3 separate regions of the Homo sapiens genome follow, and regions 1 and 2 are each linked to region 3. Evidence: chromatin loops called from intact Hi-C (ENCODE). Cell type or tissue: heart left ventricle. All regions are shown on one strand.

Region 1 (2,500 bases), 120 kb before region 3:
GAAAGTAAAGCAGGCAGCTTAGGCCACTGGTAAATGATCCAGAGGAATGTAAGACAGACTAGAAGTGTGGTACAAAGATATGCCTGGCAGGAACTTCCCTGCTGAGAGCCCAGGAGAAAGAATGCCTTGAGGCTGTACTTGCATTTTATTTCTTCTGTTCATAGTCCTGCCACTCGCTTTTCCCTTTCTCAAACCCCTCTTTCTATGTAAAATTTAGTTCTGCTTCAGATTGATTTGTGTATGTTGAAATGCAGTGGTCAGGGTAGTAGAAAGGAAGTGAGTTAAAGAAGTAGGAAAAGGATGCTGGGCACGGTGGCTCACACCTGTAATCCCAGCACTTTGGGAGGCTGAGGCCGGCAAATCACAAGGTCAGGAGTTTGAGACCAGCCTGGCCAACATGGAGAAACCCCGTCTCTACTAAAAATACAAAAAATTACCGGGCGTAGTGGTGGGCGCCTGTAATCTCAGCTACTTGGGAGGCTGGGGCAGGAGAATAGCTTGAACCTGGGATGCGGAGGTTGCAGTGAGCCAAGATCACTCCAGTGCACTCCAGCCTGGGCAACAGAGCGAGACTCTGTCTAAAAGAAATAAAAATTAAAAAAAGACGTAGGAAAAGGCCAGGATACAAAGGCACAGTCTTTGATGGAGGCATTTTCTTTCTCTTTGACTCCTAAATGTTGGCTTAAGACAGACTCAAAATTTGTCATCAGATTTAGCTGGTGTAACATGCTCTAGTTTTTCATGGGTGCAGGGGCAGATCTTTCACTATATATATATTCAGGTAAACTTTATTGGTTAGTGATACAGTTTGGCTGTGTCACCAACCCAAATCTCATTTTGAATTGTAGTTCCCATAATCCCCATGTGTCATGGGAGAGACCCAGTGGGATGTAATTTAGTCATAGGAGTGGTTACCCTCATGCTGTTCTCATGACAGTGAGTGAGTTCTCACAAGATCTAATGGTTTTATAAGAGGCTTTTCCCACTTTTGCTTGGCACTTCTCCTTGCTGCTGCCATGTGAAGAAGGACATGTTTGCTTTCCCTTCCATCATGATTGTAAGTTTCAATCTGAGGCCTCACCAGTCATGCTGAACAGTGAGTCAATTAAATCTCTTTCCTTTATAAATTACCCAGTCTCAGGTATGTCTTTATTAGCAGTGTGAGAACAGACTAATACAATTAGTAAACCTTGAGCTCTGAACCTGGGAGGCAGATGTTGCAGTGAGCCAAGATTGCGCCACTGCACTGACCCAGTCTCAAAAAAAAGAAAAAAAAATCTAGTAAACCTTGAGTTCCAACAACAAGCATTTCCTGCCTCCCTTTATGTTAGACCACAGCATTAAGAGAAGCAGCCACACTATCCTTGCCCTTCTCTACCTTAATAGACACACAGGATTATTCAAGCTCAGACTTGATGAGTCAGTAAGATTTCACCAGTAGCAAAGAGAAAAGATAAGGGCTTTTTTGAGCAGAACGAATGGCATGTGCAAGAACAGTGACAGTTTCCAAATGACAATTTAGGAGGGCCTTAGAGGTAGCAATTTGACTCAGTGGTGGGCTAGAAGCTGTTTGTGCATAGCATTCTATATAAGATTCATAATATATCAATTTTGCATATCAAATAAAGGATGGACTTCATGCATATCATAAGGAATAAAGACACCCAAATCTCCCCTTGTGCTGCTACCATGCAGGGGCCATGATATAGTTCTGGCATATTTAAAGATCCAAAAGAAGGTAATTTTAGCTGGAGCATAGAATGTTAGTGGTAGACTGGCTGAAGATGTACCTAAAATTTAGGCAGAGCCAGAGAGGTATTGTAGGAATATTACAAATTTTTAATTTTATCCTAAATGTAATGGGAAGCCATTATGGGTTTTAAGCTGGAGAGTAGCATGATCCGATTTATGTGTAAGAAGATCACTATAGCTCCTGGATAGAAATGGATTGCAAGGGACAAGGAGCTAACATCTGTTGAGTTTCTGTGTGTGCCTATCCCTGAACAATATGCATGCATTACTTCATTTAATTCTCACAATAGTTGTGAGAAGTGTGAACCATTATCTTCACTTTATAAGTGAGGAAACGAAGACCTTTGAGGCTATATAAATTGTCCAGAGGAACATAAGGAGGAGCAAGAAAATGAGTACAATTCCTTCTATTAATGTGAAATTAATGCATGGGGCATACCATACACCCAGTAAAATCTCAGTGATGGTTTTGTTGTAAAATTCTGTAGGTAGATGATTGTCATATCCAGAATGCAGTGATCAGGGAAGGGTTAATACATGATTTTGCAACAAGGAAGTTCATGATCCTGGCTGCTCATCTGAGAGATACTGGATATAGCCATTTATGATTGAAGCTATTATGGGATTTCACTCTTAAAAATCCCTCTTATCATTGTTAAATGTGCAAAAGACCTCTTTTCACTGTTTTCATCTTTTTGTCAGGTTGTTTTCCAGGAAGTGGTTGCTAGGAGTGAAAGAGTTTTATTAT
Region 2 (2,500 bases), 130 kb before region 3:
AGACAGTCCAAATCATGCTGTAATCTACCATTTTCTGCTTCAAACATGTTTATATGGGAACATCAGTTTAAAAGAAATCAACCTTAAAGGAGAGAATGAGGAAGTCCCAAAAGAACCACACCCAGTATGGGCCAAGGGTGTGCATAGAAGACAAGAGAGTCCTACCTGCCTGTCTTGATGACCAAGGGTAGTAGGTTGAGCTTACTGCATATATTAATATATCTGTAGGAATTTTCCCCCTAACACATATTGAGGACAGTGAGTCTTATAACCCCACGAGCCAGGTAGGATTATTATCCTCATATTTTACAGATGAGAAAAGTGTATTTCAGGTCTCCTTTAGCACCAGTTGGGGAACTGGCCAACTGCCTGAGTGAGTCACAGTCCAGATGCTCAGTCCTGCAGCCACAGAGCCCAAGACAATGATCCAATGTTTTTTGGCACCCCTAGCTTTAACTGTGCCCAGAAAGCATCCTGAATATATGATAATATATGCTTTTCAAAAACTACATATTGGGGCCAGGTGCGGTGGCTCATACCTGTAATCCCAGAGCTTTGGGAGGCTGAGGCGGGCAGATCACGAAATCAGGAGATCGAGACCATCCTGGCCAACCTGGTGAAACCCCATCTCTACTAAAAATACAAAAATTATCTGGGCGTGGTGGCGCGTGCCTGTAATCCCAGCTACTTGAGAGGCTGAGGCAGGAGAATATCTTGTACCAGGGAGTTGGAGGTTGTAGTGAGCGGAGATCGCACCACTACACTCTAGCCTGGCGACAGAGCGAGACTCTGTCTCAAAACAAACAAACAAAACAAAAACAAACAAACAAACAAAAACCTCCATATTGTACTTATTATCATACAATATCTGTATTAGTGAATATTTCTTTTTGGTATTTGACTCATGAACTATCATTTGAGAGCTTATTTTCACTTTGCCTTTTGTGCCAATCTAAGAAAGCATTGGCACGGATGTTGGAAGTGGGCAACTCGCCCACCCAGCAGGACTATGCCCCTTCACAAATTAGCCAAACACCAAAATTCGTTGTCACATCTCTTAAAATTAAAGCTAGAATTGAGGAAAGCCACCACCAGGGGGCAATAAATATCACATGGTCAGACCAGAAATAAATGAGTGGCCAGCAGCCATATTTGGTTTGATTCAAATGGTTTGTTGGCTTGCTTTATTTATTTATTTATTTATTTATTTATTTATTTATATTTTTTAAGACGGAGTCTCGCTCTGTTGCCCAGGCTGGAGTGCAGTGGTGCGATTTCGGCTCACTGCAAGCTGTGCCTCCCGGGTTCACGCCGTTCTTCTGCCTCAGCCTCTCGAGTAGCTGGGACTACAGGCGCCTGCCACCACGCCCGGCTAATTTTTTTGTATTTTGTTTAGTAGAGGCGGGGTTTCACCGTGTTAGCCAGGATGGTCTTGCTCATTTTAAATTTAAGCCAACAGCTAATAATCAGGAGTGCCCACATAACAATATGGATTTTCAGTCTTTCTTGAAAAATCAGAAGATCTAGCAATTACTAGCTCTTCATTCCCTCAAGATAACCATTAGCTATAGCTGAACCCAGCTGCCCCACTTAAATAGCCAGGCACTTTCCAGCACTCAATGTACATCTATGCTCGTGTGCTTACATCCAGCCTCCTTCAGTTTACCTACCTGGCCTCTGTGGCATTTTGAGTGGATGAACCTCTTATCCAATCAGGCTATGGCAAGAAGTATGGTTACAAGGTAGATTATATTGCATTAACCTTCTAGACTTCTTTAAAAATGTTAACTTGGTTATTTAAAAATGGGGCCAGGTGTGGTGACTCATGCCTTTAATCCCAGCACTTGGGGAGGCTGAGGCAGGCAGATCACGAGGTCAAGAGATGGAGACCATCCTGGCCAACATGGTGAAACCCCATCTCTACTAAAAATACAAAAATTAGCTGGGTGGGGTGGCATGCACCTGCAGTCCCAGCTACTTGGGAGGTTGAGGCAGGAGAATCGCTTGAACTGAGGAGGCAGAGGTTGCAGTGAGCCGAGATCCTGCCACTACATTCCAGCCTGACAACAGAGCAAGACTCCGTCACAAAAACAAAACAAAACAAAAGGACATTGCACCATCAAGTAATACAAACATTAAACATTAAGATGAGATTAAGGTATTTTAAAATGATCGAACTTTTGATACTGATATATATTTTCACTAATGCTTAATTACTTTAAATCAACTTATTCTATCTCTGTTCTTATCCTCTGACTGAAACAGAAATTTCTGTATTCATCCTGGATCCACATTCTGGAGGCGTCAGGACCCTCCTAAAGATGCTGTATATTTTGTTAACTCAAACCAGTTAGGTATCTGGTCATTGCTTTAGTTGCAGGTAAAAGCAAGAATGGCACAGTTGCCATAACAAATTTACTTAGATGCTGTTTCTCAACTTCTTACCTATTTCATTCTCTCTCGAGCGTGAACCTTAGAAACATTGCTTTTTGAATACAAT
Region 3 (2,500 bases):
AAACCATCATTTCCACAATATGTTCCAGAGAGTGAACCACAACCACAAACATTTGTGGTGGTTTATTAAATCCTATCGGGGGCTCATTTGGGGTAAGTATAAGATCTGCAATTTCATGTCCCAAACGCACTATCTGTATGAGCTGACTGGCGGCGATGAAGAGGGACTTCACACACATGGAATGGTGGGACTATGTGCTCAAACTCCCACTCACCGCCTCCGTTCTGGGACCGCTCCACCCATGTGAATGTGATGGCCCCTTCCCGGGAGCTCTCACTGAACCGCAGCAGGAAGGTCCCCGGCTGCTGGTCCTTCAACAGGGCACGCTCTCGCTCCTTGCTGATGAAGCCCATGATGCACCTGGATATCGAAGAGATGGACGGATGGGCTTTTAGTTCAATCATGATTTCCATTTTCATGCTAACTTACAAACCAAGAAAATGGCTGGAATGTGAGAAAAAAAACCTACGGTAAAAAACGTAGACTATTTTAAAATCTGTTCAGTTGACACTTAAGGAAGCATTTCACTTATACATGTATATACTAAGGTTTTAAAAAAAGCGATATGAACATGGTGTCAGTAGGATGCTACAGATGCTCAATAACACGTGTGGGATTAATGAGCCTTTTATTGTTCCTTTATTATTTTAAAGGCCATAACAATGTCTGAATGTATACATCTTTTTTACTGGAGAGGAAGACCTAGGCAATATATTTTCATATTTTAGCCCTTCTGATCAAGTTAAAGCTTCTGTTGAAATATCAGCCGATCCTGGCAATAAGTCAAGATAGAAATGATTTACCCAGTTAAAAGGGTTTTTCTTCCTTCCTAGGGGCCACATAGTAGGTGCTCAAAAAATTTTTGTTGAGTGAATGAATGCATGAATGGCACTCAAGAGTTGTTTTTTTTTTTTAATTTAGCTTTGCCAATACATATACTTGTACTAAGAAAGTGTAAGGTTAATGTTATGAGGTTCTACTCTTCTGAAGCCCTGAAGGGGCAGCCTATAAATGCGCACTCCTGTGAGATTCACACACGCCTAGTCAAATACTGAAGCTGGACTCAGGCCTTGTCTCAACCTCGCAGCACTAAAAATATGTTTCAAAATACATCTATCGGTGGCCCTTACCCATCATTCCAGAGAGGGAGCAGGTGTTTTTTAATGAGTTCTAGGATGCTTTCAATCCAAAGCCAGAAGGGAAAATTTTTATCATTTATATTTTCCTGAAAGTATACAAATGCAGACATTATGAACAAAAATCTAAAACAATGACTTACCATGGCCCCTCCCACCATCATTTGCAAAGACTCCCCAGGTGCCAAGGATGGAACTGTCCCATTCAGCACAGCAATGGGATCCCTCCCCTGGCAGGGAATATCAAGTTCCCTCCCCGCTCTTATCAGCATTCAGACCAGGAGCTCTCCAGAGCTCTCCACTTCCCTGGGCCGGGCTCTGCTTCCCTTTCCAAACAGTAGCAAGCTAGCCTGGGGGTGACCTCCAGCGTGACTCACGGAAACACAAGCTGCCCCACACTAGCAAAATCCAGCAGTGCAAGCTGGTCCGCACTGTCTGGTGACTCCAGCAGAATCTAAATGTTCCCCGCAGTGGGCCCCTCTGCTCGAGCAGGCCGTTAAACTCGTCTGGCTGGTCAGGCTGCGCCACCCAGCCCACAACATACATTTCACACAGAAATGGCTAAAACACTGCTGGGCAGGGGTCCAGCGTGAGTGAACAGAAGCCTCATTTCAGATATGAAAGAATGTTATCACTCAGGCAGGTGCTTCCTGTCAGACTCCTGCTCGGAGACCAACCTCCTGCACTGAAGAAAAGTAAACAACTTGCCCGAGGGGCTCCTTGGCCAGAGAAGAACACGCCAAAATAAGCAAACAGTTAAGTAACTATCACAGCAAGAAACATGAGAACCTCAACCAAGAGCAAAAAGGACTTAGAGAGCATAAAACCCAGACAGTCCTCACCTTACAAAACCTCGTCCACGGAATGAGACCATCGGGGCTGGCGTTAGGACCTAAACAAATAAAAACCAGATTTTTCAGCAAACAGAAACTGATTCTAAAGCTTTGGTTGGACGGATGGCTCTTGTATTTGCTCTCAAGGAAAAGAGCCAAACACCCAACAAAGATTGTATGTACACAGTTGACATTTTCGGATACCTTAATGCCAAATTAACTGAGCAATTATAATACGTGCTGTAAGAGGGCGGAATTTAAATGGTCTAAAATATGTATATGTTGGTTTGAGTTTAATGGCAGAAAGGAATGGATGGCAGATTCCTGGGCACCACGATATGAGAGTTTTTAGGGAAAGCGGAAACATCACAAAGCCTTACCATCTGCTCTCTCCCTCCCCAGCCCCCCTTTTCCCTCCCTCCTCTAAAGAGAGGACAGTCCTTTTAATGCCTCTTCATGTTACACTTCCTTCCAAGACCATCAGCTGACTTTGCCTTTTGCACTAAATCAAAGGTGTTCTGCTGGGCCTCC

Evidence for each region. Peaks named below come from ENCODE experiments on the same cell type or tissue, not always from the same donor. Only the 100,000 strongest peaks of a DNase experiment are listed, where the experiment ranks them.
Region 1: a loop joins it to region 3, with 2.2 times the contacts of the local background. A loop is called at or near these places in 4 of 110 quality-filtered maps.
Region 2: a loop joins it to region 3, with 2.2 times the contacts of the local background. A loop is called at or near these places in 5 of 110 quality-filtered maps.

The regions. Positions count from the first base shown.
Region 1 is chr2:190,861,429-190,863,928 of GRCh38, forward strand. No RefSeq gene overlaps it. Among named protein-coding and RNA genes, the nearest start is that of GLS, 18 kb to the right of the region's middle. In heart left ventricle, no CTCF peak of the experiment used is centred here; no DNase peak of the experiment used is centred here.
Region 2 is chr2:190,849,625-190,852,124 of GRCh38, forward strand. No RefSeq gene overlaps it. Among named protein-coding and RNA genes, the nearest start is that of GLS, 30 kb to the right of the region's middle. In heart left ventricle, a CTCF peak has its summit at 1,079 (motif pointing right); a DNase peak (open chromatin) is centred at 377.
Region 3 is chr2:190,978,642-190,981,141 of GRCh38, forward strand. STAT1 (signal transducer and activator of transcription 1) reads right to left here. Exons shown (of 25, transcript NM_007315.4): 19 at 1,979-2,028; 20 at 1,131-1,225; 21 at 215-360. Among named protein-coding and RNA genes, the nearest start is that of STAT1, 34 kb to the right of the region's middle. In heart left ventricle, no CTCF peak of the experiment used is centred here; a DNase peak (open chromatin) is centred at 1,490; H3K4me3 peaks cover 635 bases; H3K27ac peaks cover 1,247 bases.